4 separate regions of the Homo sapiens genome follow, and regions 1, 2 and 4 are each linked to region 3. The links are chromatin loops, found by intact Hi-C in ENCODE. Cell type or tissue: prostate gland. All regions are shown on one strand. Links, peaks and the distances in the headings refer to the core of each region. The heading gives the core; the rest is flanking DNA.

The links. Hi-C counts contacts between places; a loop is a spot of excess contacts. Peaks named below come from ENCODE experiments on the same cell type or tissue, not always from the same donor. Only the 100,000 strongest peaks of a DNase experiment are listed, where the experiment ranks them.
Region 1: it touches region 3 in a loop (7-fold over the local background); 3 of 110 quality-filtered maps call a loop at or near these places.
Region 2: a loop joins it to region 3, with 2.6 times the contacts of the local background. A loop is called at or near these places in 4 of 110 quality-filtered maps.
Region 4: a loop joins it to region 3, with 6 times the contacts of the local background. A loop is called at or near these places in 6 of 110 quality-filtered maps.

What each region holds. Positions count from the first base shown.
Region 1 is chr20:44,187,479-44,195,116 of GRCh38, reverse strand. No RefSeq gene overlaps it. Among named protein-coding and RNA genes, the nearest start is that of JPH2, 4.1 kb to the right of the region's middle. In prostate gland, for the core only: a CTCF peak has its summit at 4,704 (motif pointing right); DNase peaks (open chromatin) are centred at 4,716, 6,892 and 7,494; H3K4me3 peaks cover 163 bases; H3K27ac peaks cover 1,678 bases.
Region 2 is chr20:44,077,215-44,084,852 of GRCh38, reverse strand. No RefSeq gene overlaps it. Among named protein-coding and RNA genes, the nearest start is that of JPH2, 110 kb to the left of the region's middle. In prostate gland, for the core only: a CTCF peak has its summit at 3,911 (motif pointing right); DNase peaks (open chromatin) are centred at 1,352 and 3,912.
Region 3 is chr20:44,015,333-44,022,970 of GRCh38, reverse strand. The region is part of intron 3 of TOX2 (TOX high mobility group box family member 2); the gene reads right to left. Among named protein-coding and RNA genes, the nearest start is that of TOX2, 100 kb to the right of the region's middle. In prostate gland, for the core only: no CTCF peak of the experiment used is centred there; a DNase peak (open chromatin) is centred at 4,630; H3K27ac peaks cover 2,004 bases.
Region 4 is chr20:43,841,563-43,849,200 of GRCh38, reverse strand. No RefSeq gene overlaps it. Among named protein-coding and RNA genes, the nearest start is that of LINC01728, 49 kb to the left of the region's middle. In prostate gland, for the core only: a CTCF peak has its summit at 4,249 (motif pointing left); no DNase peak of the experiment used is centred there.

The DNA of each region.
Region 1 (7,638 bases), core at 2,600-7,599, 170 kb before region 3:
ATTTTGAAGCATTTCAGATTAGGGACCCTCAACCTGTAATGTTTTAGTACCATGTAAATAATTTTGACCTCAGATTTCCTAAAAGGGCCTCAGGGATTCCAGGACCAAAATTTAAGCTTCTGGTTGTAAAGGTACCACCCCGCTTTCACCTCCACAACTAATGTTTTGGCTCACCTTTAAAAAAATTAAAACTGGGCCGGGCACGGTGGCTCACGCCTTTAATCCCAGCACTTTGGGAGGCCGAGGCGGGCGGAACACAAGGTCAGGAGATCGAGACCATCCTGGCTAACGCGGTGAAACCCCGTCTCTACTAAAAATACAAAAAATTAGCCGGGCGTGGTGGCTGGCGCCTGTAGTCCCAGCTGCTCAGAGGCTGAGGCAGGAGAATGGTGTGAACCCAGGAGGCGGAGCTTGCAGTGAGCCAAGATTGCGCCACTGCACTCCAGCCTGGGCAACAGAGCGAGACTCCGTCTCAAAAATAAAATAAAAGCTGTAGAGGAGTGGAGCTATTGTAATTAAGTAGTGAGCTATTCAAGTTCATGTTAAGTGGGCTTAACATGGGCTTAACATGTTCTTTGAATTAAGGCGAGTTCTTAAGCCTTTAAATCCCTTTTAGTTTGTTTTTCAAGCCAGCGCTCTGGTTATTTACTTAGTGCTGTATATTAGTGCAGCAGTCACCAGAGAATGATGATACGTATTCTTTTCATATGAAGGTGTTAGGAGGGTGTAAGTATTGAAAAGCACAAAGTTCCAATGACCTAGTAACTCAAAATCCAACTTGCATGAAAGTTTAGGCATTCCAGATTTGTGGGAATAAGTTGTAAGTTATCTACATCTCAGCAAAATCTTCCTCAAAACATGAATCTTGAAGTTAAAAATTACTCTGCTCAGACCTAATTGGCCCAACTTTAACATTAGGGTCCCTCATTGGGATATTTGACGTTCTTTTGTGAATGTGATGTACCAAACTAATCTCCTTTCTCTGATACATCTAGGAAAATGGATTTGGTTTGTGGATTGAGGGATTAAGTCTCACTCTGATGTTCCAAAAAAGTAACATCCTGATTTCCACATGCCTTTATTTAACAAGTTTTCATTGAACGTTCATTCATTCATTCATTCATTCATTCATTCAATAAATATCAAGTGCTTACAACACACCAGGGACACTGTACTAGATTCTGGGAATGGAACAGTAAGCAGAACAATATCCTTGTCCTCAGTAGAGAGAGGTGATGAACATGTAAGTTGTATGGAGAGAAAAAGAATTAGGAGATAGGAAGGGGTGGGCCAGGGATAGGGTTGCTATTTGGGGTGGGCAGAGAAGATGCTGTGATAAGGTGACATTTGAGCAGAGACCTGAAGGAAGTAAGAGAGTGAGCCATGGGGGCATCTGAGGGAGGGGCATTCTTGGCAGAAGGAACCACAGGGATGTCAATGCAACTTGAGCAGGTGGGGTCAGAGAGAGATGAGTAGGGCCAGATCATGGAGGGCCTGGTAGGCTATTTTAAAGGTGTTGGCTCTTTGGCTCTTACTGTGAGAGATAGGGAGTCATTTGGGGAAGCAGAGGAGAGAGACATGACCAGACTTAACTTTTTTTTTTTTTTGAGACAGAGTCTTGCTCTGTCACCCAGGCTGGAGTGCAGTGGCACGATCTCAGCTCAGTGCAACCTCCACCTCCCGGGTTCAAGCAATTTTTGTGTCTCAGCCTCCCAGGTAGCTGGGATCACAGGTGTGCACCACCATGTCTGGCTAATTTTTTTGTATGTTTAGTAGGGACAGAGTTTTGCCACTTTGGCCAGTCTGGTCTCAAACTCCTGACCTCAGGCAGTCTGCCCACCTTGCCCTCCAAAAGTGCTGGGATTACAGGCATGAGCCACCATGCCCAGCCGAGACTTAACCTTTTGAAAGAGCACTGGCTACTATGTGCAGACTAAGGGAAGGCAAGGAGGACAGTTAGGAAGCTACTTCAGTGAGTCAGGCAATGGGTTTGGTGGCTTGGGCACTTGGCAGTGCAGGAGATAATATGTGTTCTGGAAGGTTTTTTTTGTTTTTGTTTTTGTTTTTGTTTTTTTTTTTAGACAGAGTCTCGCTCTGTTGCTCAGGCTGGAGTGCAGTGGCGCGATCTCAGCTCATTGCAGTCTCCACCTCCCTGTTCAAGCAATTCTCCTGCCTCAGCCTCCTGAGTAACTGGGACTACAGGTGCATGCCACCATGCCTGGCTAATTTTTGTATTTTTAGTAGAGATGGGGTTTCGCCATGTTGGCCAGGCTGGTCTCGAACTCCCGACCTCATGATCCACCTGCCTCTGCCTCCCAGAGTGTTGGGATTACAGGTGTGAGCCACCGTGCCCAGCCTGTTCTGGAATTATTTTAATCTAAATCCCTTCAGGGATTTGCCGATGGACTGGATTTAAGGTGTGAGAGAAAGACAGGAATTAAGGTTGACTCCAAAGGTTTTAATAAGTTTGGAGTCGGCTGGAGGGACAAATTTGCAAGTGGAAATTGAGAGTTTCATTTGTTCTTGTCAAATCTGAGATGCTCGTGAGATATTTAGAAATGTTGAGTAGGTGGCTGGATGTCTGACTGAAGATCAGGAGAGTGGTGCAACCTGGGGATGCAGACTTCGAAGTCATCGGTAGAGGGAGGTTATGCAAAGCCATGTGACTAGAGACCTCCTCAGAAATGAATGTAGATAAAGAAGCCAGAGAACGAAGGTTTGGGACATTCCCAAGGTACAGAACTCAGGGGGATGAGGAGGAACCAGTAAGGCAGGAGCAGAACCGAGAGAGATTCTAGAAGCCAGTTGAAAAAGGATTTCAGAAGGGGGTCATCAGCTGCTAGATGCTGGGAAGACCAGGAGCAGCCACTATGTGCAGGCACTGGGTAGACACAGGTGAGCTGCAATATCTACTGTACAGCAGGTGCTCAGGTTTTTTAATAATTTAAGTTCTGAGGTACATGTTCAGGGCATGCAGGTTTGTTACATAGGTAAGCACGTGCCGTGGTGGTTTGCTGCACCTGTCAGCCCATCACCTAGGTATTAAGCCTGTTAAGCCCCATATGCATTAGCGATTTATCCTGGTGCTCTCTCTCTTCCTGTTCCCCCACCCTACCCACAGGCCCCATTGTTCCCCTGTCTGTGTCCATGTGTTTCCATTGTTCCGCTCCCACTTATAAGTGAGAACGTGTTTGGTTTTCTGTTCCTGTGTTAGTTTGCTGAGAATAATGGCTTCCAGCTCCATCCGTGCCCCTGCAAAGGACATGATCTCATTCCTTTTTATGGCTGCGTAGTATTCCATGGTATATATGTACCACATTTTCTTTACCCAGTCTATCATTGATGGACATTTGGGTTGATTCACTGATCATTAGAGAAATGCAAATCAAAACCAGAATGAGAAACCACCTCATACCGGTCAAAATGGCAATTATTAAAAAGTCAAGAAACAAAAGATGCTGGTAAGGCTGTGGAGAAATAGGGATGCTTTTATACTTTTGGTGGGAATGTAAGTTACTTCAACCCTTGTGGAAGATATTATGGCGATTCCTCAAAGACCTAGAACCAGAAATACCATTTGACCCAGCAGTCGCATTACTGATTTATATTCCTTTGGGAATGGGTTTGGTGGCTTGGGCACTTGGCAGTGCCCAAGGAATATATATTTATATTCCTTTGGGAATATAAATCATTCTATTATAAAGATACATGCACACCTATGTTCACTGCAGCACTATCCACTGTTTTTTGGAAAGAAGAAAATCCTTGCTTTAAACAACTCATAGTTTGGGGGAGGAGACAGCATGTGGGAAGGGCACTAGCTCAGCCAGGACACCTGCCTGGAAAGGCTTCCTGGACGGTGAGGCTCGCTCTGCTGAGCCTTCCATGGCTAAGAAGAACTCCAGTGGATTTCTGGGTGCAGTCCTTCTCCTTGTTCCGGATTTCCAGTTCTCTCCCTTTGAGGTTCCCAGAGAAGCAGTCAAGCTTGAGAAGTTGAGCAGGAAATAGAGGGAGAAAGTGACCAGGGAACAGAACTAGGGAGTGGGAAGAGATCTGAGATGAAGAGAGGGAATAGGCTAGCTACCGTTAAAACCAGTTTATAATTATTTCAAGTTTATTTTATTTTTTATTTTTATTTATTTATTTTTGAGATGGAGTCTCACTCTCGCCCAGGCTGGAGTGCAGTGGCACAATCTCGGCTCACTGCAACCTCTGCCTCCTGGGTTCAAGTGATTCTCCTGCCTCAGCGCCCCCAGTAGCTGGGATTACAGGCAGGTGCCACCACACCCGTCTAATTTTTGTATTTTTAGTAGAGACAGGGTTTCGCCATGTTGGCCAGGCTGGTCTCGAACCCCTGACCTCAGATAGTCCGCCTACCTTGGCCTCTCAAAGTGCTAGGATTACAGGCGTGAGCCACCGTGCCCGGCCTATTTATTTTTAAATTATTATTTATTTATTTATTTATTTATTTTTTTGAGAGAGGATCTTGCTCCATCACTCAGGCTGGAGTGCAGTGGTGTGATCATGGCTCCCTGCAGCCTCGATCTCCCAGCCTTAAGCGATCCTCCTGCCTCAGCCTTCTGAGTAGCTGGGACCACAGGCATGCACCACCATGCCCGGCTAATATTTCAAGTTTAGTAAATTCCACTGGATTTGAAGAACTTGGTTTTTCTGAGGAAAGTCCGTTGTAATGCACATAACGCCACAAGAGGTCTCCCTTTCCCTGAAATGCACTGGTTTAAAAGGCGGGACAAATGGTAGCTTGTCAGAAAGCTCTGGGCAGGTAAGGCCAGTACCAAATTTGGCAAAGAATCTTACTTAAACTTTTACAAAGTCAAAGTATCCCTTTACCAGTAACTTCGTTTTGCAGTTTAAAACATGAGAATAAGGAGTGCTTCGATGTCAAGATATTTAATATTTAGGAGGGGTTCTCTCTTCCCTCTTTGAGGACTATTTTATTAAGCCTGAAAAGTAATTTAGTATGTAAGAGTAACTCTCATAAGAGCTAACACTGATTATATGTGTAATGTGTTCTGAGCCTTTTTACAGTATTAACTGTGTAATCCTCACCCAGTTAGATAAGGTAGATACTGTTATTCTTGATACCAATAATCCTCTGAGGTAGGGACTTTTACAGATGAATAATTTGCAGTTTAGAGAAATTAACAATTGGTCCAAGGTCACACAGCTTGTGAGGGGCAGGACTGGGATTTGAAGACATATCTAACTCCAAAACTACTGGATTCATGAATAAATGGATTCATGAATTTTTATGTTATTAAACAGTATCTTAATTTGAAATTTTACCTTGGTTTTGTTGTTGTTGTTGTTTTCTATCTATTTATTTATTTTTTGAAACAGGGTTGCCAGGCTGGAGTGCAGTGGCACAAATATGGCTCATTGCAGCCTCCAACTCCTTGACTCAGCGATCCTCCTTGCCTCAACTTCCCATGTAGCTGGGACCACAGATGTGTATCACCACACCTGGCTAATTAAAAAAAAAAATTTTTAATTGTAGAGGCGGGGTCTCACTGTGTTGTCCAGGCTGGTCTCAAACACCTGGGCTCAAGCAATCCTCCAGCCTTGGCCTCCCAAAGTGCTGGGATTACAGGTGTGAGCCACTATAACAAGCACTTACAGTGTTTTTAACCAGAGATGAAAATCAGATTCATCTGAGGAGCTTTTAAAAGAATTCGACTGCCCAAGTCTTCTCCCAGGACAATCTAATTCTGTAGGTCTCGGGTGGGGCTCTCGGATCTCTTTATGTTTTTAAGTCTGTAAGTGATTCTTATGTGTAGTAACCCTGGGTAGACAGCTACCCTAGGGAGCTGCTATGGATGAACAGTGGTTAAATTCCCATAGGTAGAACACCCTGCTAAGATGTAGCAATGGCTGCCTGGCATAAACATATGATTACGGTATTGAATCTGCAGCTCAAACTCCCCTAGCTTCCAGTTTGAGATGCTCTTCCCTTGACAGCAGAGCTAGAAAGAAGTTTGTGATTCTCCAAAGACCTAGTGAGAAGTGGCGAAAGCAGAACTCCCTGGGAGTAGCCCTGAGATGTTCTTAGAAGTGAATTGTGCAAGCAGGCTGTCAGTCAGCCTGGCCAGGGCTCACACCTAACCACCCAGAGGAAACAGTTTTTATCCACTACGTGCTCCCTGTCAGCTTGGCAAACAGACGGTGACAGTGAGCCCAAGAGGCTGGGTGCCTCTACCTGGTGGTGAAACGCAGATATAGAAGGGGCTCTTGAAGGTCAGCGGCTGTGACCAAGGATGGAACCAAGTCCTAAGAACAGGTAACCCACTGGAAGGAAAGCAGGGAACACTTTTTACCCACTCCCCAAACAGGAACAAGACTTCCGCAGTGACTTCACGTGGCCTAAGTTATCATGGGGTTTGGAAATATGTCAGATAAGTTCAAAGTCAGATAATTGTCTAATGTTCTCTAGTACCTTCTGTGCTTAGTTCTCTCTTTCTCTTCTGTCCCCATCTTCACACACACACTCACACACACACACTCACACATGGAAACACACACACTCTTACCACACACACATACAAACACACACACTCTTACCACACACACTCACACAAACACACACTTACCACACACACACAAACACACACACTCTTACCACACACACTCACATACACTCACACACACTCTCTCACACTCTCACAGACACACGTTCACACACACGCACAGACACACACACACACAGATCTTCCTAGTCTTGGTGGCTCTTACCTTTCCCAGAATTCCTCTATACTCCCATTAACCTTGGGCTTAGCTGGGATTTACAATCATTAGCTCTGGCCACAGCTTCTTGCCATGGAGATTTATTTGTTCTTTTTACTGGAGTTTGGTGGGAACCTGAGTGGCTGGGAATCCACCCAGGCCCTTCTCTCCTGGCCCTGCCCCAAGAGCTTTCTGAAGTCTGGCCTCACAGGCTCCTAGGACACTAGAGCAAAAGACAGCTCAGAAAGGGAAATTTTAAAAAATCATGACCCTTGAGAATTTCTGAGAGGACCTCATTACAACACAACCCTGTGTTGACAGGAAGGGGACTCCTTTGACCTTCAGGGTCTGCTGGGTCTGCGGCAGGGGGCAGGGAGGGCGCCGAGGCATCAAGGGGTGGGGAGAGGAAGCTAGCGGGACGCCCAGTCTGTGTCTCAGGCAGAGAGGAGGGCAGGCTCCTCTCCCTTCTCTTTGCCCTTCAGGAGAAAGAGAAAGGGAATAGATGGTTGCTTCTTGCACCAAGTTCTCCCCGGCTTCCAGGGGTGGAGGGAGCTCAGGGTGGTGAGTGAGCACTGGACTGAGATTCTGTGTATCTTCCAGACCCTGTTTCCACAGCCTCCCCTCTCTTTCTGACTTCCCTCCTCTGCTTTCGGAAGCACATGTGAAACTGTCTCCATTCCTTTCTCTTTAGGTCACTGGATTCCTTGATGGGGCTGGCAGTGGTGCTGTAACCCCAGGTCCCCTTAGGGCATGTGAGTGGTGATGGGGCTGAGATCTGCCAACCTCCTCGCTCTGGGGGATTTTCAGTGTTCCAGGACTGGGTGTTCTGCTGGTCTCCCTCTCCCCTCCCTTCCCCGATTCCCCGGTGCCCTCCCTGCGCGCAGACCCAGGGGACTC
Region 2 (7,638 bases), core at 1,002-6,001, 63 kb before region 3:
CATGCCTGTCTCTTGACTCCTGGCAGTCCTTGGCATTTCATGGCTGGTGTTGGCATAATTCTAGTCTCCTCCTCTATCTTCACATGGCCTTCGTCCCTGTGTGTATCTGTTTGTCTTCCAACCTCCTTAGAAGGACATCTGATGTTGGATTTAGGGCTTAACCTAATCCAGTATGACCTCATCTTAACTAGTTAACATCTGTGAAGACTTTGTTCTCATCTCTGCAGATATAACTAGTTAAGATGAGGTCATATACAACCATACATTAGGTCGTATTTTGAGGTTCTGGGCAGATATGAATTTTGGGGGTAGACTGTTCAGCTTGCCACACCATGTTAAGAAGTCCAATTCAGCTGGTCATGGTGTAATCCCAGCACTTTGTGAGGCTGAGGTGGGTGAATCACTTGAACCCAGGAGTTCAAGACCAGCCTGGACAACATAGTGAGACCCATCCTTTACAAAAAAAAAAAAAAATAGAAAAATTAGCCAGACATGGTGGCGTGTGCCTGTAGTCCCAGCTACTCAGGAGGTTGAGGTGGGAGGATCACCTGAACCCAGGGAGGTCGAGGCTGCAGTGAGTCGTGATCATGCCACTGCATGCTAGCCTGGGTGACAAGGTGAGACCCTATCTCAAAAAAAAAAAAAAAAAAAAGCCTGATGCCCCTAAGACCACCATGTGATGAGGGAGCCCAAGCTAGCTCCATGGACAGGCCACATGGATGGAGAAAGAAGAGAGACGCCCAGTCAACCCCAGATGTTTCAGTCATCTCAGTTGAGCTCTGGATATGGAGAGAAGCCGTCTTTGATGCTCCAGCTCCAGTGTCCTGTCGCCCTAGCCAACCACGTGGAGCAGGAGAGCCATCTAGTCAACCCACAGGTTTGTGAGATAGAATGAATAATCATTTTGACCCGTAAGCTTGGGGATCCTTCATTACACAGCAATTGATAACTGACATGAGGCCAGGGCTGAGCTGCTATTGACAGTATTGTCCACACTCTCACAGGTGAGATAATTCCCTCTCCCAGATCTGAGGTGTACCATAGGGCTGTACAGCCTCACGCCTGAGCATGGAACTCTAGTCTGGCCTAGAGAGCTCCTGCCTTCTCCCTCCTACGTCCCTGGCCACCCGCAGCCTCAGGATAGCCCCGGTCACGTTCTCTTCACCTGGCACTGATGTGAGGGACCGAATGAGCATCTTGCTGAGGGTTTCTTTAGAGGGAGTTGGGATGCCTGGCCTGGCAGAAGTTCTTTTGCCTCAGAAGCCTGCAAGAGGAGCTGGGGCAGAAGGGAGACCGTGGGTCTGCAGTGCGCAGCACAGGCCCCAGAAGGCGGGCAGCCAGCCAGGTAACTTCTCAAATGTCATCCTTTGCTTCTGGTCAGCACCCAGCCTGTCCCCAGGAACAATTCTAGTCCCTGGAAGCCCAGCTCATGAGTCACATGGTATTTGTCTGGAAAGGAAGTCAGTTGGTAGGTAGTTCTGGCTCACCAGATGAGTAGTTAAAATTAATTGACCAGATCATACACCCACTTGGGGAAACAGTTTGACAGGTTTTATTTTGAAGTTAAACATATACCTACCCTGTGATCAAGCATTTAAACTCCCACGTATTTACCCAAAATAAATGAAAACATATGTGCAAAAAGACTTGTACAAGAATGTTCATAGCAGCTTTAGGCATAATTGTCAAAACCTAGAAACAACACACATGACTCTCAACAGGATAACAGAAAAACAAACTGTGCCCGATCGCTTAAAATGGAATCCTGTTCAGGGACAAAAAGGAAGAAATTAAAGACATGCAGGGAACAACATGGATGAACTTAAAAGCCATTAAGTGAAGGAAGCAGACACATAAATATGTACATACCCAGTACTTCCATTTGTATGAAATTCTAGAAGAGGCAAAACCTAGCTGTAGTGACAGAAATCAGAGCAGTGGCTGCCTAGAGCAGTGGGGGCAGGGGTTGGCTGGAAAGGGGTGTGAGAGATTTCTAGGGTGACAGGAATGTCCTGTAGCTTGACTGGGACATACACGTGTATCAAACTCATCAATCTGGCCAGGCGGGGTGGCGCACACCTGTAATCCCAGCACTTGAGAGGCTGAGGTGGGCCAATCGCCTGAGGTCAGGAGTTGAAGACCAGCCTAACCAACATGGTGAAACCCCATGTCTACTAAAAATACAAAAATTAGCCAGGTGTGGTGGTGCATGCCTGTAATCCCTGCTACTCGGGAGGCTGAGGCAGGAGAATCCCTTGACCCCAGGAGGTGGAGGTTGCAGTGAGCCAACATCACGCCACTACGTTCCAGCCTGGGCAACAGAGCAAGACGCAACCCTCCATCTCAAAAACAAGAAAACAAAACCACATCAACTGTACATCAATCTAAAATGTGGGCATTTTAGAGGCTGTAAATTATACCTCAATTTAAAATGAAAAAAAAAATTAAGATCTTTTAAAAGCAAACATTAGCCAGGTCCTAGCTTTCCCAAGCCAAATGTCTGTCCATCTGTCAGTTATGACCAGTCACACATTTGGCCAGTGACATTTGTCAGGGTGGGTCAGAGTGTCAGTTTGATAATTCATGCTCATGTGATCAATCTGACAGTAGGGTAATGGGCTGGATCTTGGTCAGCAGCAGCCTCTTGGATTTGGAGGTGGAAGGGATGGCTTCCCATTGGGTAAACATTGCACCATGGTGAAGGGTCAGGCATTGGTCTGCCTGGTTCCCACCCAGGCTCCCCCGCTGTCAAGCTCTGTGACCTTCGGCAACTCACTCACCCTTCTGAGCCTCAGTTTTCTCATCTGTGAAATGTGAACAATCATTGCATCTATCACATGGGGTTGGCGAGATGATGAAATGAGCCAATGGGTCTGCAGTGCCCAGCAGAGGCCCCAGCACACGTGCTCTGGCAGTGGGATCTGTTATTCCTGTTTTTATTTCTCCATCTGGCGGCAGGAAAGGATACAAGTGGAGGCACCTTTCCTGTGTTTCCAGGCAGATGCTGCCGCTGTTTGCTGGAAGAAGAGCTCAGGACCTGGGGAGGAGGGGCAGGGCTGAGGAGGCCTGGGTGCGGGGAGCTTCCCCAGAGGGCCGTGGGAGAGGGGACCCTGCAGTCTGAGGTCAGGCCTGGCCTCTGGTTCTCTACCTCCTGGGGACAACTCAGCCAGCTTGAAGGCAGGGTCTCCCATCACAGGCAGGCAGGAAGCCAGCTCTGTAGGCCAGCAATGGCAAGTGGGCAGAAGGCTGTGACTGGGGCAGGGGTCCCAAACGGAGGTAATGACAGCACAAAGTGTCCCCCAGTCCCCTCCTCCTGTCAGGGAGGGGAGCAGCTGATAAACTCATGCTCATGTGGGTATTTGGAACTAATACAGTCACCCTTCTGGGGGAACTTCCGGTTTAAAAGAGAAGTCTGGATAGAGCAATGCATAACTCAAAGGAATATTTTGCTCCAGTGAATTTCAGGTGATACAGCAGATCTATTTTTCTGGTCAGGGGCTCCGGTCCAGAGTAACCCCTTCTCATTGCCACCCAATAAAAGAAAAAATAAGTAACAACTGGGGACCCACCTGTTTCACCTTCTCACAAGAGAGAAGGATGTTGGCAGTGTGGTGCTGCGGTGTTCTGAGTTCTGACATCATGCCAGGATCATCCTAGGATCGTAGCACTTAGTATGCAGTAAAGCCCTTAAAAGTGATATCATATTGTCTTGTTAAGTTGTCAGAGCCACTCCGTGGGGTTGTAGGTGTAGGGCAGTTGAATATGGAGGCTAAGCATGGAGGTGAATGACCTGTGTCACCTACTCGCAGATGGCAGAACTGGAGTCAAACCCATTGTCTGACCGTAAATTAGCCCTCTTGGCTCCTAATCATTCTGTTAGGCCTGCTACACTGCTCTGCAGTTCCTAATTATGACCACCAGGAGGCACCACCACTCCACACGTGAGTACTCTCCGCACTGTTCCTGAGAAGTGAAGGCTTAGAATCACGTCACTACTTTCTTATTTACCACAGTAATATTAATAGCTACTATTAACTTAGCACTTGCTATGTGTCAGGACTGCACTAAGCACTACATGCTTTATTTCATATATTTCTCACACATCTCTAACATTTGGACCAGACTGTTTCACAGAAACAGTGAAATTCAAAATCAGGTCTGTGTCTTCAAAGCCTGTCCTCTTAACCATATATCCTCAGTGGAGATCACCAACTAGATGCTTGGAGGCTGCATTTGGTCAGCAAACTTGGTTTTGTTGGTTGGTTTGTGTTTGGTTGGTTTTTTTTTGTTTTGTTTTGTTTTTTGGCTGGGATGGTGTTCCAACACGCATTGAATTTAAATGCTTTTTGGCAGGGCAGTCCCTCTCCACTTAGCCCCAGTCCTCATCACTCTCTCTCATATGTCCGTCCCTCTGTCTCCTTCCTTTGCTTATGTTATCTGCCTGACCCTGACGTCACTGGAATTTGCAGCTTGTGGTTGTGAGTTCGTCGACTCCCTTTATACTAATAATATATTGTAGATGGGAGTCAAGGGATTCCAGGGCAGCTTGGAGGTTTAGGAAGGCACCCAGGAAATGTAACAAATGGTGTGGCCAAGAGTCACTGTGGAGATGCGGGAGGCAGTCCTGTCCTTCAGTGTCCTCCCAGGACCTATCAGTAAGTGTCCCTTGTGCTGTGTCAGCATAGCGTGCATGGCACCTGCAAAGACCTGTGGATTTCCTGGGCTGGACGGTGGTGAGCTGGAGGTGGAGCATGCCGCGTTTCGACTTTGCAATACCCTCCCAGAAGAGTGACCTGGCTACTGTGCACTCACACAGAATCCTTCCTGATTTGCGTCTGTTTCCTTTCACCTGGCCCATGAACCAGTGGTTAGATTTAACCAGCACCGTGGGGTTTCTAATCATTATTGAGCACCCCATCTACAGGGACTGAACTGTGTTCCCCCAAACTCACATGTTGAAGTTCGAACCCCCGGTGCCTCAGAATATGACTGTATTTGGAGACGGGGCCTTTAAAGAGGTGATTACGTTAAAAATGAGGCCATTAGGATGGGCCCTAATTCAACCTACCAGGTGTTCTCAAAGAAGACGAGACTCAGACATGCAGAGAGACCCCAGAGGTGGACAGGCGCAGAGGGATGGCCATGTGAGGACACAGAAGGTGGTCATCTAGAGAGGCCTCAGAAGAAACAAAGCCTGCTAGCACCTTGACCTTTGACTCCCAGTCTCCAGAACAGTGAGAAAATTAATTTCTGTTGTTTAAACCATTTCTGTTGTTATGGCAGCCCAGGCTGACTAATATGCTGTCCATCAAAGGTGGGCGGAGTTGAGGATGTAAGTGTGGTCAACAGCCGGCCTCGCAGGGCACTGTAGCTCATGCATGTGATCCCAGCACTTTGGGAGGCCGAGACGGGAGGATCGCTTGAGCTCAGGAGTTCAAGACCAGCCTGGCCAACATAGTGAGACCCTGTCTCTACAAAAATTAGCCAGGTGTGGTGATACGTGTCTGTAGTCTCCGCTACTCGGGAGGCTTAGGTGTGGAGATCGCTGGAGCCCAGGAGGTTGCAGCTGCAGTGAGCTGAGATGGCGTCACTGCACTCCAGCCTGGGTAACAGAGTAAGACCCTGTCTCAAAAAAAAAAAAATAAAAATAAAAAGCCAGCCTGACAGGGGAGGAGGAAGGAGCTTGGAGACCACCCTCCTACTCCCCACTCCCCTGTGGAAGACACGTGTGTGGAGGAATTAATGAATGTGCTTCGTTTGTTACACTCTTACTATTAGTGATGAAAACCACTTCTTCATAGATGAGAGCATAAAGAAGCCAAATTCTTGGTTTCTAAATTCAAAAAGATGGTCTAGGAGTAAGAGGAAGCTGGAAGGGGAGATGCAGTCTGGCTCTCTTCAGATTGGAAGGGTCCACCTACCACCCGCAAAGCCAGGGAAGACCCACCTAAATCCCTGTGAGATTTCAAGACATGGTGGATGAAGAGAAAATCTAAAAGTTACCAGAGAAGGGGGCAAAAAGTAAGCAGTATACAAAGAAATGGGAGGCAGAATAATATTCAACGCTCAACAGCAGCAAGGCTGGAAATGAGAAGTCAATGAAGCCGTGCCTTCAAAATTCAGAGAGAAAGTTATTTTCAGCCTAGATGTCTTTACCCAGCCAAACCACCAATCAAGTGTGAGGGTAAGATGAAAACATTTGCAGAACTGCACCTTTATTTCTCATCCATCCTTTCTTAGAAAGGGCCTGGAAGATGTGTTCCACCACAATGAAGAAGCAAGATAGGAAGGAGGAATGGATGGAATCCTGCAAAGAGAGGACCCATGATAGAGAAAAGCAAGGGGATTTGCTAAGTAATAAAAGGAAGCATCTGATGATGGCTGGAATCTGCCTGAGAAAGAGATCAAATTGGAGCACAAAGTGTCTGGCCATAATCAGAAGGGGTTTACAGCTCTGAGCTTTGGGGGAAAATGAGTGACAGGGAGGAAAATTAAGCACACGAAAAACAAAAATGAAAAATTATTCAAGGAAAAAAATATGTAGCTTGACCCATCAGCAAACATGAGTTACAGAATAGGAATAATGTAAGCCTGGAATATTGATTAACCACCATGATTATGTAGTTCACTGGGAGGACACAGGGGGAAGCAAGATGGAGGAGGAGCACTAAATCCTCTTTTTCCATGAAAAGAAGTGACTAAAAGGCATTTAAAAATCGGCTAGGCTCACGCCTGTAGTCCTAGCACTTTGGGAGGCCGAGGTGGGCGGATCACAAGGTCAGGAGATTGAGACCATCCTGGCTAAAGCTGTGAAACCCGTCTCTACTAAAAATACTAAAAATTAGCCAGCCGTGGTGGCGCATGCCTGTAGTCCCAGCTACTTGGGAGGCTGAGGCAGGAGAATTGCTTGAACCCGGGAGGCGGAGGTTGCAGTGAGCCAAGATTGCACCATTGCACTCCAGCCTGGGTGACAGAGTGAGACTCCATCTCAGAAAAAAGAAAAAAAATCTATAAATCAAGAAATAGCAGTGTGTGCATATTCAGTTGTTAAATAACAAAAAGAGTTGAGAATATTTATCCCTAGGTGGTGAGAATCAGAGATTGAAGGAGGGAAGAGCAGAGGACACCCTGACATCATTATAAGCTTCATGGTCTGGTTTGACTTTTGTTTTTTGTTTTTGTTTGAGACGGAGTTTTGCTCTGTCCCCCAGGCTGGAATGCAGTGGTGCAATCTCGGCTCACTGCAAGCTCCACCTCCCGGGTTCACGCTATTCTTCTGCCTCAGCCTCCCGAGTAGCTGAGACTATACAGGTACCTGCCACCACACCAGGTTAATTTTTTGTATTTTTTTTTTTTTAGTAGAGACGGGATTTCACCGCATTAGCCAGGATGGTCTCGATCTCCTGACCTCGTGATCTGCCCACCTTGGCCTCCCAAAGTGTTGGGATTACAGGCATGAGCCACCATGCCCGGCCTGGTTTGACTTTTTAAGGCAGGGATATGTGGTCAGTCTTCCATATCCGTGGGTTCTGCATGATGGATTCAACCTACCACAGATCAAACATATATTTTTTAAAAGTACAACAGTAAAAATTAATACAAATAAAGCCAAAACAGTATAACAACTATTTACATAGC
Region 3 (7,638 bases), core at 1,766-6,765:
ATCTAATCCCGTCTGGTGCCTGTTTCTTGGTAGACTCCAACTAATGTACAACTAGAATCTGTCTCTGGGAGAAAAATTGTACCTGTTTGATAGAAACACACTGAGGACCTGCTTGGGGTGGAGGGTGGATCCCAAGGACACCCCACTCAGGGGTCACTAAGCTAATTTCTAACGAAGGCAGGTCCTGCCCATGGAGGAGCTTTGGTTTCATGGGCACAGAGGTAAGTATAGGGGAGATGCCAGGGCTGAGGGGCTCACAGTGTGACAGACAGAACCGAGAGAAGAACCAGGCATGGAACATGCCACAGGGCAGGGATACACTCACAGGCTCACAGTGACTGTGGCCACAATAAGGCATGGAACTGCAAAAATGAGTAAACTGTTTGTGCCAGGTACCCCTGTGAGACCATGTGGGTATCCACTGTCAGTTCACCAATGCTTGGGAAGGTGGACTTCCTGGGGGAACCAGAAAGGATACAGAGCCCTCTATGTGGTTGGCAGGGAAGAAAAAGAGACAGCTCACACGTAAAGTGCTTAGAGACAAATAATAGCATTGCCATGGCTCCCATGCTGAGTACTTTATAATCATGACAGCATCTGATTTTCAAAGCAACCCACAAGGTAAGAATGAATAATACATCTATTTTACACACACAAAAAAAAACACTAAAGTTCAGAGGGCCTGGGTAACTTCCTCAACACGCATGTAGCTGGAGAAACTCAAAATCCAGTTCTCTCCAAGTCCAAGGCCAGTGACATTAATTCTGGCAATGTGCTGACCCCCCTCTCAGCAGGGCCATGGGCACAGAGAAGACAAGGAGAGTCCCGGTTAAGGGGCTGTTCCCGAAGGACAGTTTTGTCTCCAGCGTCATCGGCCGGCCATTGCTCACTTGTGCTGTGGACGCATGTGTGGGTGACGGGCCTTCCGCCACGTGCTAAGGGCAAAGTGAGCCTGCTCCCTACCACATCTGGAATTCATTTTGCAGTGGGTTATGGGAAGGTACAGTTCTGGTTTAGTGTGATCAAAGTCAGTTAGGCTGGGTGTGGTGGCTCACACCTATAATCCCAACACTTTGGGAGGCCAAAGTGGGAGGATCACTTGAGGCCAGGAGTACAAGACAAGCCTGGGCAACACAGGGAAACCCCATCTCTTAAAAAAAAAAAAAAATCAAAAATTAGCCAGACATGGTGGTGTGTGTCTGTGATCCCAGCTACTCAGGAGGCTGAGGCAGGAGGATTGCTTGAATCAGGAAGGTAGAGGCTGCAGGGAGCCATGATTGCACCGCTGCACTCCAGCCTGGGCAACAGAGCAAGACTCTTTCTCAAAAAAAAGTCGACCTAGTGGAAGCATGCAGGGCACAGCCAATGTACTGGCTAGAGTTAATCTGCTTCTCAGAGGAGGGATACAGAAGCAGAAGGTAAGAAGGTGTCAAGTTCACAAGGCAGACAAAAAGGGAGTGGTTGGGGGTCTTGTGTGCACAGGGACAGGGGCCTCAGGTCTGGGGCTCCCAAAGGAGAAGAGGAGTCCTGTGGGATGGGGTAGCGACCATCTCAGGCTGATCCTTCAGTCTTAGAATCTCGGCTTACGGCCCCATAATTTGCTGTTACCCTGTGCTTCTGACGAAGGTCCAGTTCTCCCGGGCCAGTTGCTACCAGTGCTGCAAATGTCTGAGTCTGTCTACCTGCTCACACTCTGTCCTCCTATGATCTCAAAGAATGGGCTTTGCTGATCCATCCCTTCCCCGGCATATGCACACCCCTCTCCCCCATAAGCAGTGGGAGGAATTTTGCGTTCTGGTCACAAGACGTCCCTGATACCTCCCCTGTCCTAGGCCCCCTTTCTTTTCCCTGTTGCATTTTGTTCCTGGTTCTTCTTAGGCCCTTGGTGCACAATTGCCCATGAAGCACCCCAGGATGAGGCGTCGTGCGATTCAGGAAAACCTAGAGTCTTTCTGATCACAGGCTGGGACTGTCATCATGCCAGAGGGTCCGCTTCAAGGCCTGTCCCAATGGGAGGTGCACAGGGTAGGAAAGAACCAGGAACCACAGGCAGAGGTGTCGGTCCTCGAGTTCCTCTGGGGGGAAAAAGTCTGCAACCATCCTCAGTGTGATGAAATCCTCAAGGCAAACAGAAACACAAGTGCATCCTATGTGTCCTAAAACAACTGAGAATTCAGGGCTCAACTGAGGATGACCACAGCCTAGTGTTCTGGGCTGGCATTAGAAGCCCCTGGAGGCGTGGTTAGGCATGGGCTGCTGGGCCCAGCCGAGTCTCCCAGTCACCAGGTCTAGGGAGGGGCCTGAGAATCTGCATCTCTAACAGGTCCCCAGGCAATGCTGCTGCTGCTGGCCTTAGGATCACGTTTCCAGAAGCAGCTCAGCAGTAGTCTGTCTTGCTGGATCCCCTGCTGGGAGTGTGGCTGCCAAAGGCACACACCTGCCCCTTTCTCGAGAACTGCCCTTGGCCAAGAGGGGCCATCTTTTTATTTTTATTTTTATTTTTAATTTTACTTTAAGTTCCGGGTTATATGTGCAGAACGTGCAGGTTTGTTACATAGGTATACATGTGCCATGGTGGTTTGCTGCACCTATCAACCTGTCATCTAGGTTTTGAGCCCCGCATGCATTAGGTATTTGTCCTAATGCTCTCCCTCCCTTGGGGGGCCGTCTTACGTAGGAAGTTATGCAGGAGCTCCACCTACTTCTGGCCTGTGACCCATGACTGATTCACAGTTCACACTGGGGAACAAATGCCAGCAACTCCGTGGCCTAATCCACGCTGCAGTGCTGCCTGTGGGACCAGGCAGACCTCCCTCTAGCGCGGCTCCAGATAGCATCTCTAATGTCTCATTTACTCTTCACAACAACCCTGGGAGGAAACTGTGGCACAGAGAGGTTAAACAGCTTGGCTGAGGTCGCACAGCTGGTTACATGTGCAGCTGATGCTGCCTGACCTTGGAGCCCTACCTCCTAATCCCGGGGCTCTCCTGAGCCGGCTGTGATCCACACCCTCCAGAGACTTGAATCTCTTGAGGAGCTCATTCATGAAATGCTTTAGAAGCCCCCTCTCCCTTGATCCTTTCCACAACTCCCTGGGGTGATTTAGGTTTTGTCCATTCAACAGGTGAAGAAAGTGAGGCCGGAAGGAAAGTGACTTGTCTCCCACAATCTCTTAGTGGTGGCAGAGACAGGAAGTTAAACCCAGGCTTCCTGACTCGCGGTCTTGTTATCAGTTTCCGGGATGACAGGAAGAACTAACCATGCTTAGTTAGTTAGTTAGAGATTCCTCAGGGCTCCAGCATCCCAGTCCCACAGCTCTGCCCAACACACACACCCTATGACAGGTTCTGACTACTCACCTGATATTCCTTCCCTTTTTCCTTGCTACCAGGAGTTTGGAGACAGAGCCATTAAACCAACACTTTTGCCCTCCTAACCCTGTCTCAGCTGAGAGCTTTGACCAACACCCACACTCGATAGGGAGACAGGGGCAAGGGTCCCACCTTTGCCCACCATCCCAGCTCAGAGGCCTGGGCCAAGGATAGGGTGAGGGATGTTTTTGTGTTGAGGACATAAAGCACTTGGGGTCAAAAGAATCAGGGTCCCATCCTGTCTTCACCACTTCCTAGCTGTGTGTCTTTGGACAAGCCACCTTCCCTTTAGGTCTTGGGAACACATCTGTAAATGAGCAGAATTCTATCTCCCTTAAAGTCAACAGGAGGGTTAGAAGATATGAAGCAGACTGCTGTGTAAGACAGAAGATGCTATAGGGTCCCCATGTAACTTAGTCTCCAAAAATGATGTTTGAGGTGTTTACAGAGGCATTTATTTTTCATTCATTCATTCATTCATTCATTTTTCAGTCAGTCAGTCAGTCAGTCAGTCAGTCAACAAACCTTTTTCAGACACCTGCTACATGCCACACATGAAGCAAAGCATCAGAAATATTCATTGGCACGTTTGATTCCCACACTCTGTGGAGTAGACAGCATCAGCTCCATCTTACTTGAGGCTCTGAGAGAGACAGTAATTCACCCAAGGTCACCCACTGGGGTAGAACAGGCACCCAGGACCCCAGACTCCCAGTTAAGTGCTACTGCTTGGGCAAGCAGCTGCCACCACCATAGCCCGGGCCCCAGCCCAACACAGCTGCTGAGCTTAAATCTCTGATGGGGCGCGCTTGTCCTGGAAACGCTCCCAGCCTCCAGTCTTCCATAGTCCCCCGACACTCTCTCCTGGAGCTTTAATATTTAGATGAGCTGTATTTGTCTTGCTGCCTTTTATAAAGGCTCCGAGTTCTAAATGGACAAAGCCACAAGATGAGAGAAAGAGAGCTCATGAGACTGACTTTTTATTATCCAGGCAGAGCAGGGGGAAAATGACTCCAATAAATCTCAAGTTTTATGTGCTCCAGACATTCTGCGGAGCCAAAGATGGCTTCTCAGCAATGCCGACGGTACATTAAAAGCTCATTTTCCCAAACATGGTCCTGAATATGCACTCGGAGGAAAGAGCCATTACACCCAGTAATATCGAGGCTGCAGCTGACGAATGTCGCTGCGATTTTCCCTTAATTCTCCCTCATGACTCAGGAGCAGCTCTCAGAGTTCATACCCTGTTAGGCTTGGCATGCTGCCTGGAGTGGAAGTTAAACACCTGGCCCTTGCACTCAGCCTCGAGTGCTCTGATTAGGAGCCCAGCAGGGGATGGAAAGGGTGGGTACCAGAGGGCAGCTGAGCAACCATAAAACATCACAAATTGTTTTATGAATTTCAGCGGAAGGGGTGGTGATCAGGTCTGAACAGGGAGGTCCATGCACATATGAAATTTCTTCCTCTCAGGCTTTCCCACTGTCCTCTGGCCCCCAAGGCTACCCCCTCCAGGAAGCCTTCGGTGCCGGGACAGTCCCCTGAGCTCAGCACTTCTTCCATTTCTTGTTCCAAGCTGCAAGTGCCTCACACTTCATGTTGAGATTATTTATGAATATGAATAGCTCAACTCAGAGCTGGGCAGATAAAGTGGGTCTCCATCTTGTCCCGCTCACTGCCTTGCTCATTCACTCATTCATTTTGGAAGGCTACATGGGCTAGATATGGAGAGCCCAGGCTGGGGAGTCGGGCTGCCTGGGTTCAATTCCTGGCACCATCATTTTGATAACTGTGTAGCCAAGTCATTTACCCCTCTGTGCCTCTGTTTTCTCATCTGTAAAATGGCAACAATAACAGTACCTCCTTCTCAGGGTCAAGGATTAAGTGAGATTATAAATAGAAAGGGTTTAAGTAGGTGCCAGTTCCATAGTAACTGCTAAATAAATGTTACATGACAGTTATAAATAATTCACCCATTCCTTTAGGAAAAGTTCACTGAGAGGATACAAGGTCAAATAAGGTGTGGTTCTTGACCTCCAAAGGCCAAGGTGAAGCATCTGGCCCCATGGGCATGAGCAGTGCTGCAAGGGGCTGGCCATCGTGATGTTCTTGGGGATGCTCCACATGTCACTGAGCTGCCCACGTCAGCTCTCGCCTGGCACAGAGGTGGTGAAGCCGAAATAACAGCCCCAGGGAAAGCCGGGTTGACACCAAGCTGAAATCACGGCCACTGTTCCCTGCCCGCCACTCCTAGACGGTGAGCACCCCAGAGCATCTTTCAATCGTCCACAGCTTAGGTCCCTACTCAGCGGACAACAAAGATTCACCCCATACTCATACTCAGCCAGGCGGGTGCAGGAAGAACTGGGCTTAGAGTCAGAGGCCCAGGTTCAAGTCCCAGCTCTATCCTTTTTCTGGCTATGTGACCCTGGACAAGTAATTCCCTTCTCCCATTCATTCAGTAATTAATAAACAGACATTGAAGGTCACCTGCTAACCAGGCCCTTTGCTAGATTCTGGGGCCAGAGAAAGACACAAGGCCCAGGCCCAGCCTTCAGGCCATCCCAGGCTGGTGGCCCCTGGTAAATGCACAACCACATATTGCCATGAATTCAGACTGATCCCACCTTAATTTACATTTCTGATATGTTGTTCATCATGGTTTTCTGTGTTAATCTTGCCTTTTCAAAATATTTCGTTAAAACACTATTTTTATCTTGATGACTTTTTGGACACACCTTTAAATTTTATGGTTGAGGCACGCATCTCACATGCCTCACCCTCGTTCCAGCCCAGAGCATCCAGGCAGCCTCTGTGAGAAGATAACTTCTGAACTGGGTCCTCATACAGGAATAGGAGTTCACTGGGTGGACAAGGTGGAACAGCCTTCTCAGCAGAGCGAACAGCAGGCGGAGGCTCTCAACCAGGGGTGATTTTGCTCCCAGGGGATGTTTGGCAAGGTCTAGAGACATTTTTCGTTTTTATTTTGACTAGGGTAGTGCTACTAGAGGCCAGGAATAGTGAGTAGAGGCCAGGAATGCTGCTAGACATCCTACAAGGCACAGGACACCCCCAATAACAGAGAATCATCCCACCCAAAATGTCAGTGGTGCCGAGGTTGGGAACCCCTGCGCTAAAGAACACAGGTGGGAAACACCATGGTTTAAGATGCTACTTCAGGCCAGGCATAGTGGCTCACGTCTGTAATCCTGGCACTTTGGGAGGCTGAGGCAGGCAGATTGCATGAGCTCAGGAGTTCGAGACCAGCTTGGGCAACATGGTGAAATCCTGTCTCTACTAAAAATAAAAAAGATGCTACCTCAGCCTGATCCCTTGGCCTCTCTAAGCCTCAGTTTCTGCATCTGAAAAATAGGCACCCTAATGGTTCCTACCTTAAAGGGTGCTGGGAGAAGGGAACGGCACCAAGGCTCTGCAGAGCAGGTGCTCAGTGAATATCTGTGCCCCATCCTCTCCCAGTGTGAACGCATCCCAAACTGCAGAGCAAACGGTTCTCAAAAGAGACAGTGTCCCTGGTTCCAAAGAAAACTGGGACATGGAAAAGAACATGTTTTGTTCCTTTCCGACCTTTCTTGTAGGGAAAACCATGAATCTTATCTCGTCAACAAACGTGATCCTGTTCACAGAAAACCAGCCTGCGTGTTAGCTTATCACTGGCCTGAGTTTTAACAGGGAGTGAATTTTTATGACCGAGTTGTAAACCTTTGCAAAAACCATTTTTAAACTAAAGAACGCCGACAGATTCTTAACTACTGTAGCTGCTAAATTAAGCATGAGGGATGGGATGGGGGGTTTACGAAAGAAAAGTAAAAGTGCCCTAAAAGAGTTAGTGGAGGTAAAATAATGTTCATTAAAAACAGAAAAACAAACACATACAAAAAAATCTTTTGTGTTCAACTTCACACTCGTACATCATAATGTTCCAGTAAAAGGCCATTTCCCCCTGAGATAATAAAAGAATTGAATTTTTCCTTATCGGTCATCTATTTTTCTAGCCGAAGCTATTACTCCCGCTCTGGGGTTGCTAGGCAACAAGAAATATTAATAGCAGCTTTTATTAGCTTAGCTTTTGCAGCCGAGTACCAGAATGAGAAAATGGGAAACATAAATGTGTTACATAAATCTTTCAACCTTTCAGAGCCGGTGTTAGTCTCTGTTTCCATAATGATTTATTGAAGTGATGGTTCATTTATGAGAAAAAGGAGTTCAGGGTAAGAAAACGGAGCGGTCCCCTGCAGGAGTGTTTGAAAAT
Region 4 (7,638 bases), core at 1,434-6,433, 170 kb after region 3:
AGGCGAGTCACCTGAGGTCAGGAGCTCGAGACCAGCCTGGCCAACATGGTGAAACGCTGTCTGTACTAAAAATACAAAAATTAGCCAGGCATGGTGGCGCACACCTGTAATCCCAGCTACTCAGGAGGCTGAGGCAGGAGCATCGCTTGAACCCGGGAGGAGGAGGTTGCAGTAAGCCGAGATCATACCATTGCACTCCAACCTGGGAGACAGAGTGAGACTCCATCTCAAAAAAAAAGAGAAAGAAAACCCAAGTTTTCACTTTCTCCAAAGAAATGCTGGAGCTGGGCATGGTGGCTCATGCCTGTAATCCCAGCACTTTGGGAGGCCGAGGTGAGTGGATCACTTGAGGTCAGGAGTTCAAGACCAGCCTGGCCAACATGGTGAAACCACATCTTTATTAAAAATACAAAAAAATTAGCCGGGCATTGTGGTGTGTGCCTGTAATCCCAGCTACTCAGGAGGCTGAGACAGGAGAATTGCTTGAACCTGGGACATGGAGGTTGCAGTGAGCTGAGATTGCACCATTGCCCTCCAGCCTGGGCAACAGAGCAAGACTCTGTCTTAAAAAACAGAAAAGAAAAGAAAAAATGCTGGCAATACTGCACCAGCCTCCCCTCCTGGGACCCTGCTCCCAGCATGAGTAGAGGCTGCTCCTTCAGCCAGGACATCATCTCTAGTGCCCAGGCCCTAGCATGCCCCATCATTGCACAGTACCCCAGGCCTGGCATCCACAAAGTCTCAGAACCGTGTACCGGCCAGATCTACTTGTCTCCTGGGTCCTCTGTAGCCATTTCTTTTTGTAACCCTTAATCTAAGTCCACCCACCCATTTTCCAGGTGCCATAGCTGTGGCCTGAGAGGTGGGGAGCCAGGATTGCCAAGCTAAGTTAGTGGCACCCCCAGAATCACCCCGACTCCAGGCCCCTTCTGCTTATTGGCCAGGCTGTTCTCCCTGGAGGACCCCATCCTGCCTCCCTTACATTCCACAGGAGTCCTCGGAGAAGGGACACAGCTAAAGGTCCTGTGATCTTGGACACTCGTTGCACTGCCCTGAGCCTTACTTTCTTCATCTGTAAAATGGGTATGATTTTGCCAGGTCTGGGACAAAGTGCAAAATGTAAGGAGGTGCTCACTAGCCTGACCCTGGATGTTCCCTCTTGCCCAGGAATATAAGAAGGCCCACAAGAAAAGAAGAATAGGAAAGAAGTCCACATAGGGGTGGGAGGGAGTGACATCCACTCCGCTGCACTGTCTTTGATACATCTCACCCCCAGCATCCTTTCTGCAAAGCAGAACTCACGCCAGGCACGGTGCCTCATGCCTCTAATCCCAGCACTTTGGGAGGCTGAGGTGGGTAGATCGCTCAAGCCCAGGAGTTTGAGACCAGCCTGGGCAACATAGTGAGATCCTGTCTCTTAAAAAAAAAAAAAGGCAGGCCGGGCGCGGTGGCTCATGCCTGTAATCCCAGCACTGTGGGAGGCCAAGGCAGGTGGATCACAAGGTCAGGAGATCGAGACCATCCTGGCTAACACGGTGAAACCCTGTCTCTACTAAAAAAAAAATGCAAAAAATTAGCCAGGCTTGGTGGTGGGCGCCTGCAGTCCCAGCTACACAGGAGGCTGAGGCAGGAGAATGGCGTGAACCTGGGAGGCGGAGCTTGCAGTGAGCCGAGATTGTGCCACTGCACTCCAGCCTGGGCAACAGAGCGAGACTCTGCCTCAAAAAAAAAAAAAAAGGCAGAACACGCCCCCATTCCTCTTAAGCTCCCTTGTGCCTCCCTACTCATCCACTTCCCTGCCTGGACTGACAACCACGTGCATCTGGATCCATTCACCCGCACGGAGGACGAGTGTGACTTGCTACCATAATAGCAAAAAATAACTCGGCAGCAGCATCAATTACAATCTTAAATGTCCTTGCCCTTTGATCTAGCAATCCTACTACTTGTGTAGGAATCTACCTACACAAAGTAAATGTTTAGTGTGTAAAGATATTGATAATAGCCCCAGCCTCCAAACGTGCAAGGAGAAGATCGGAACTGCATGGGGATCCATCCCTGGGAGGGAAGCTGGATACAGTGTGACCTGGCCATCCTGTTGAATTCTATGAAGCCCTCACTCACAATGGGGTGGACCTGTACATTTCCACATGGAGAGTGCTCTAAGATAAGCTGGTGAGTGAAGGAAGCAAGACGCAGGCCGATACTCAAGTGTGATGCCATGACCTGCTAAAACTAAAGTAGCATGTGTAGGTTGCAAGAGAGGACTATTAACACGCCCATCCCCAGCTCCCCGCTCTCATCTCTCACAGAAAGGGCTGCTTTCCCCACCACGACCTCCCTGGAGAGCCCACACCTGCTCGTGGGCTTCTTAGAGGCTGGGAATGGGTTGTGGGGGACTCCCAGGTGAGAGAGCTGGTCTGCAGAAAGCAGCTGCTGCTCTGTGACAGGGCGTGCGTCCCTCCCCACAGCGTTGTTTGTGTGTATATATGTGTATGTTTATATAGACAGATCATGGTGAGACTAAGATCAGACACACCAGGAAAGGCGCACAGTAAACTGGTCTCCATAGTTACTCTGGGGTGGGATGAGGTGGCCCTAAAGTGATGGGAGAAATGACACAGATCTTTCAATAATGACATGGAAAGATGTCCACAGATGACTGGGACTGGGGAGGGAGAACAGTTGCGAGATAATAGGATTCGTGGACTACCACTTTCAAAATGACATAGCTTTGTGTCTCCTTATATAGACACACCATGCTACACATCAAGCTTTTCCTGCTAGTTACTTCCTGGAAATGGGATCAGGAAACGGTGAGGGGCCACTCTGTTTACCTGCCCCTAGACCCCATGGAAAGGGTTGGTGGGAAAATCACAGCATGAAGCATAGCGCAGGGCTCAGCACTTAAGGCGTCCTCATCTACAGAGAATGTAAGAGTTTGGCGGAACTAGCTGAATGGGTCTTTTGTTGAATAAATATTGTGGCTCACAGGTAGGCCATGCCAATAATCAAATCCCCGAAAAAGTTTTATGCAATAAAAATACATTAGCATTATACCTAGACTTGACTCATTTTTACAATGGATGATTCAGAAGTTTCTATATTTTTAAGAAACACTTAACTCTCTTGGCCTCAGAGATATCATGTGCTCCTGGCTTTCTTTTCTCCTATATCACTGACCTCTCCTTCTGAGTCTCTTTTTTTTTTTTTTTTTTTTTTGAGACAGAGTCTCACTCTGTCACCCAGGCTGGAGTGCAGTGGCATGATCTCAACTCACTGCAACCTCCGCCTCCTGGGCTCAAGCAATCCTCCCACCTCAGCTTCCTGAGTAGCTGGGACCACAGGCATGTGCCACCACACCTGGTTAGTTTTTTGTTTTGTTTTGTTTTGTTTTGTTTTTTGTCTCTTTTGCTCATTCATTCATACACCCACTCATTCATTCGGCGTATATCTATTGAGTTCTTATTACATGTCAGACATATTCCTTGGTGGTGGAGATACAAGTGTAAACAAAACAGACTACATTCCCTGCCCCTGTGGAATTTAATTCTAATTGGAGGCACAAGACAACAAACAAATTAGTTAAATACATATATAGTGAGTGATAAGCACCACGGAGAAAAACAAGGTAGGGGAAGAGAATCAGGAATGTGGGGCTGAAAAGGGAGTTGCACTTTTAAAATGGTCATCAGAAAAGCTCTTTGGGTAAAGACCTAAATTCGATGAGGAAACAAACCATGCCTATTTCTGGGATAGGGAAGGGTGTTCCAGGCAGAGGGAACAGCAAGTACAATGGCTCAGAAGCTTAAGAGAACATGTAGCAAAGGAAAATTGCATGGAGGTTATGGAGCATAAGTGGTGGGAGCCAGTGGTGAGAAATGAGTGTGGAGACTGTTAGGGCTTTATCAGGAAAAGCACTGGGCTTCAGGCTAATGAATGTGGGCTCCATGCAGAGGGTATTAGGAATCGAAGTTACCCCATCAGGTTCTGTGTGGGGAGGGCAGGTGCTGGGGCAGCCTGGAGCAGGAGCCTGGTGATGAGGCTGTGACAATTGTTGGATGAGGGACAGAGGATGACTAAGGAGGGTGGGAAGTAGGGGACCTGATGCCAGAAGGGGCGTGTTTGTTTCCTGTAGCTGCTATGACACATTACCATAAACATGATGGCTTAAAGCCACAGAAATTTATTCTCTCGCAGCTCTGGAGGCCAGAAGTCTGAAGTCATTATCACTAGGCTGAAATTAAAGAGTCAAGGGCACTGTGCTCCCTCTGGAGGCTCCAGGCCAGAATCCATTCCTTGCCTCCTCCAGCTTCTGGTGGCTGTGCCACTTTTTAACTTATAGCAGCATGACTCCAATTTCTACCTCGGTGTCACATTGCCATCTGTCTGTCTGTGTCAAATCTCCCTCTGCCTCTCTCTTATAAGGATTGTATGTAGGGCCCATAAATTAGCAGATAATTTTCCTATCTCAAAATCCTTATCACAGCCACAAAGACCATTTTGCCACATAAGCTAATATCAATATTTAGGGGCTGCAGGGATTAGTGCCTGGCACCTCATGGGGGCTGCTATTCAGCCTGCCACATGGATAAAAGGTATAGATTGCTCAGACACAGGATCTCCTGCCAGGCCTCACCCACATGGCCCCTGATGACCTCCACATCGCTAAGTCTCCTGGGCGATGCTCAGTCCTCATCTTACCTGACCCGGCACAGCTCAGCTCTCCTAGTTCTCCTCCAACCCTGCAACTACTCCTTCTCATTGCCTCTGTTCATCCCTCCTCTTCTCCCCAAGGCCCTGGGGGCCAGCCCTTGGTGACCATATCTACCCACATGCCAGCCACTCTAGCCTAGACCTCTGTCCCCATCTGGAAGCCCATAAACCTGACTCTCTCAACAGCTCCACTGGGATGTCTAGGAGGGCTTTCCACATCACAGCTCCAAAGCGGGACTCCTGATCTTTCCCCAAACCTGCCCCACCTGCAGACTCCCCCTTCTCAATTGTCAACCTGTCCAACCCATCAGGAGGCCTTGGCAGCTCGGTCTTCACAACACACTCAAATCTGACCCCTTCTCCCCGGTCCCAGCCACCCTCTCCTCTCTTACCTGAATTTGGCTGCAGCCACCTCACTGGCCTCCCTGCCTCCCCTCTCCAAGTGAGCCTTTTTGAAGGTAAATCAGATGGCATCATTTCACCCAGGGTCAAAGCCAGGCCTTGCATTGTTCTACAAGGCCCCGCATGATCTGCCCGCTCCCTGTCTTCTCTCTGACCTCATCTCCTGCTAAGATCTCTCTCCTCTTCCTACTCCTTCCTCTTCACCCACACTCTGCTATTCCTTGAGCTTGCAAGCGCCATTTCTTCCTCAGGACCTTTGCACTGGCTGTTCCCCTTCTTTGGAATGCTCTTCCCTTCAATACCCCCATGACTCATTCTCTTGATCCTTTAAAATCTTGCTCAAGGGTCAGCTTCTCAATAAGGCACACTCCGACTACCCCAATAAATATTGCAACCTCCTCCAAGATTCCCAGTTCCTCACCCTGCTCCACATCCTCCAAGGCAGTCCCCGGGGCACATCATTTGCTTATTCATGTTTCCTCTTGAGTCAGCCCCTGAGAGATGGAACGTAGGAATGTTTGTTGATTTTGTCCACTGGTTCCTCCTTTGAACGTAGATCAGTGCCTGGCACATCACAGATGCTCAGTGTATGTTTGTTGCATGGATCACTGCGTATGAGGTTGAGGGAGCAGCAGGAGATCAGAATGGCTTTGGGAGTCTAATTCCATGTGGACAGTCTCCTGTCTCCATGAGGCGGACAGGGCAGGGGCAGGTCAGGGGAGCTCAGGTTTGAGTGTGGAGGGTATGAGGCACCCAGGACCTACAGAGATACCTCCCAGTGCAGCTGGCTCTCTGGAACAAGAGCTCAGAGAGACATCTGGCTGCACGAAAGAGCCTGGCCTAAATGAGCCTGGCTTTGACCCTGGGTGAAACTATAACAGAAAGTGCACCTTCTAGCCCTACCCCAGAGTCAAGCTCACCTGGGTGTGAATCCCAGCTCCTCCCATTACTGACTGTGAGACTCTGGGCAGGTTCCCTCCCCTGCTGCACTTCAGTTTCCTCATCTATAAAATGGGGACAGCCACTGTACAGCATCTCACACCGTGTTGTTGAAAGGGTTAAATGAGATGATACTCAAAGCATTGAGTATGTGGCATATGCCCTTGTCTGCTTTCCAAGGGCCAGGTGGCAGGGCAGGTAGCAAGTCCCCAGGAAGCTGGCCTGGGACTCTGATTCACCCGCAAGCCCTGGGCCCCTCAGACATTTGAGGCTCCATCTTCAACCCCTCTCTCGAAAGGTCCAATCCCCCAGCTCTGCCTCGTGCTGTAGGCATTGCCATAGTTAAAGCAGGCTCTCAGCCACATCTGAGCCTGAGTTAATTGGCCTCTGACCCATTTTTCTAGCGGACTCATTACCTCTTATTTAGCCTTGAAGACTCTGGTGGCTGATTGGCAGAGAAGCTTTCACAGCTGGGAAGAGATATGGGATCTGGGTCAGCTGCCCACTGTCCGTGAACTCTGGCCTCAGTAGCTAATGGCAGAACCAAGGCAGGCAGAATGAATTTCCTGACCCCAGGACCAGGCCCACCAGGGAGATAGAGTCACCATGTTCCCCTTGTCCCAGCCTTGCCTGGCTTCCACGTGGTTGCATTCCAGCCACCCCATGTGGGGGCTGTAAGAAAAGGGGGAGGACTCAAGTGTTCCCTCCCTGCAGGGAACCCTGATGCTTCCAAATGATGCACCCCCAGGAGAGAATGATAGACGAGTAGGCTTTGCAGGCCACCCCCAGCCTGATTAATGCATGGGCAGCACCTCTTCTGGAAGGCCAGGTATGGAGCTTTGCCGGGGCCACTCTGCAGACAGCAGGGGTAGATGGGGGCCTTGGATACCTTACACAGCAGGGTGTTGTGGGATAAAGCGGCCAGGCTGCATTCTTCAGGGCCAGTCACTGCCCCACTCAGGGCCTCAGTTTCCCCATCTGTTGAATGAGGGTTCTGAGTAGATAATCCCTAATTGTGCTATCCAGTGTCATAGCACAAGCTACATGTGGTGATTGTGCCCTTGAAATGTGACTCGTCTTGTAAGTGTAAAATACACATGGATTTTTAAGACCGCACAAAAAATCCCACCAAGAATATCAAAATAAGTTTGAATAAGTTTCAAACAAATTTTGTTTTGATTACATGTTGAAATGATATTTTAGACATATTGGGTTAAATGAAATGTCGTATTAAAATTAATTTCAGTGTTTCTTTGTACTTTTAATGTGTACTTTTACTTTGTACTTTTAATGTGTCTACAAGATACCTTAAAATGATATATATGGTTTGCATTGTATTTTCATTGATAGCAAGTGGGGCTCTAGAGACCTTCTGAGTTTGAATTTTTCAAGGGATGTGTGGAGGTGGGTACCATAAATGTGTGTGTAAGTGTGTGCATGTATGCGTGTGTTGAGGGAAGAAATTGGCAGGAGGAATGTGTGAGCACAAGTATGTACACGTATGTTTCATGCACGTAAATGTACCTATGTCAGGGCCAGGCACGGTGGCTCACGCCTGTAATCCCAGCACTTTGGGAGGCC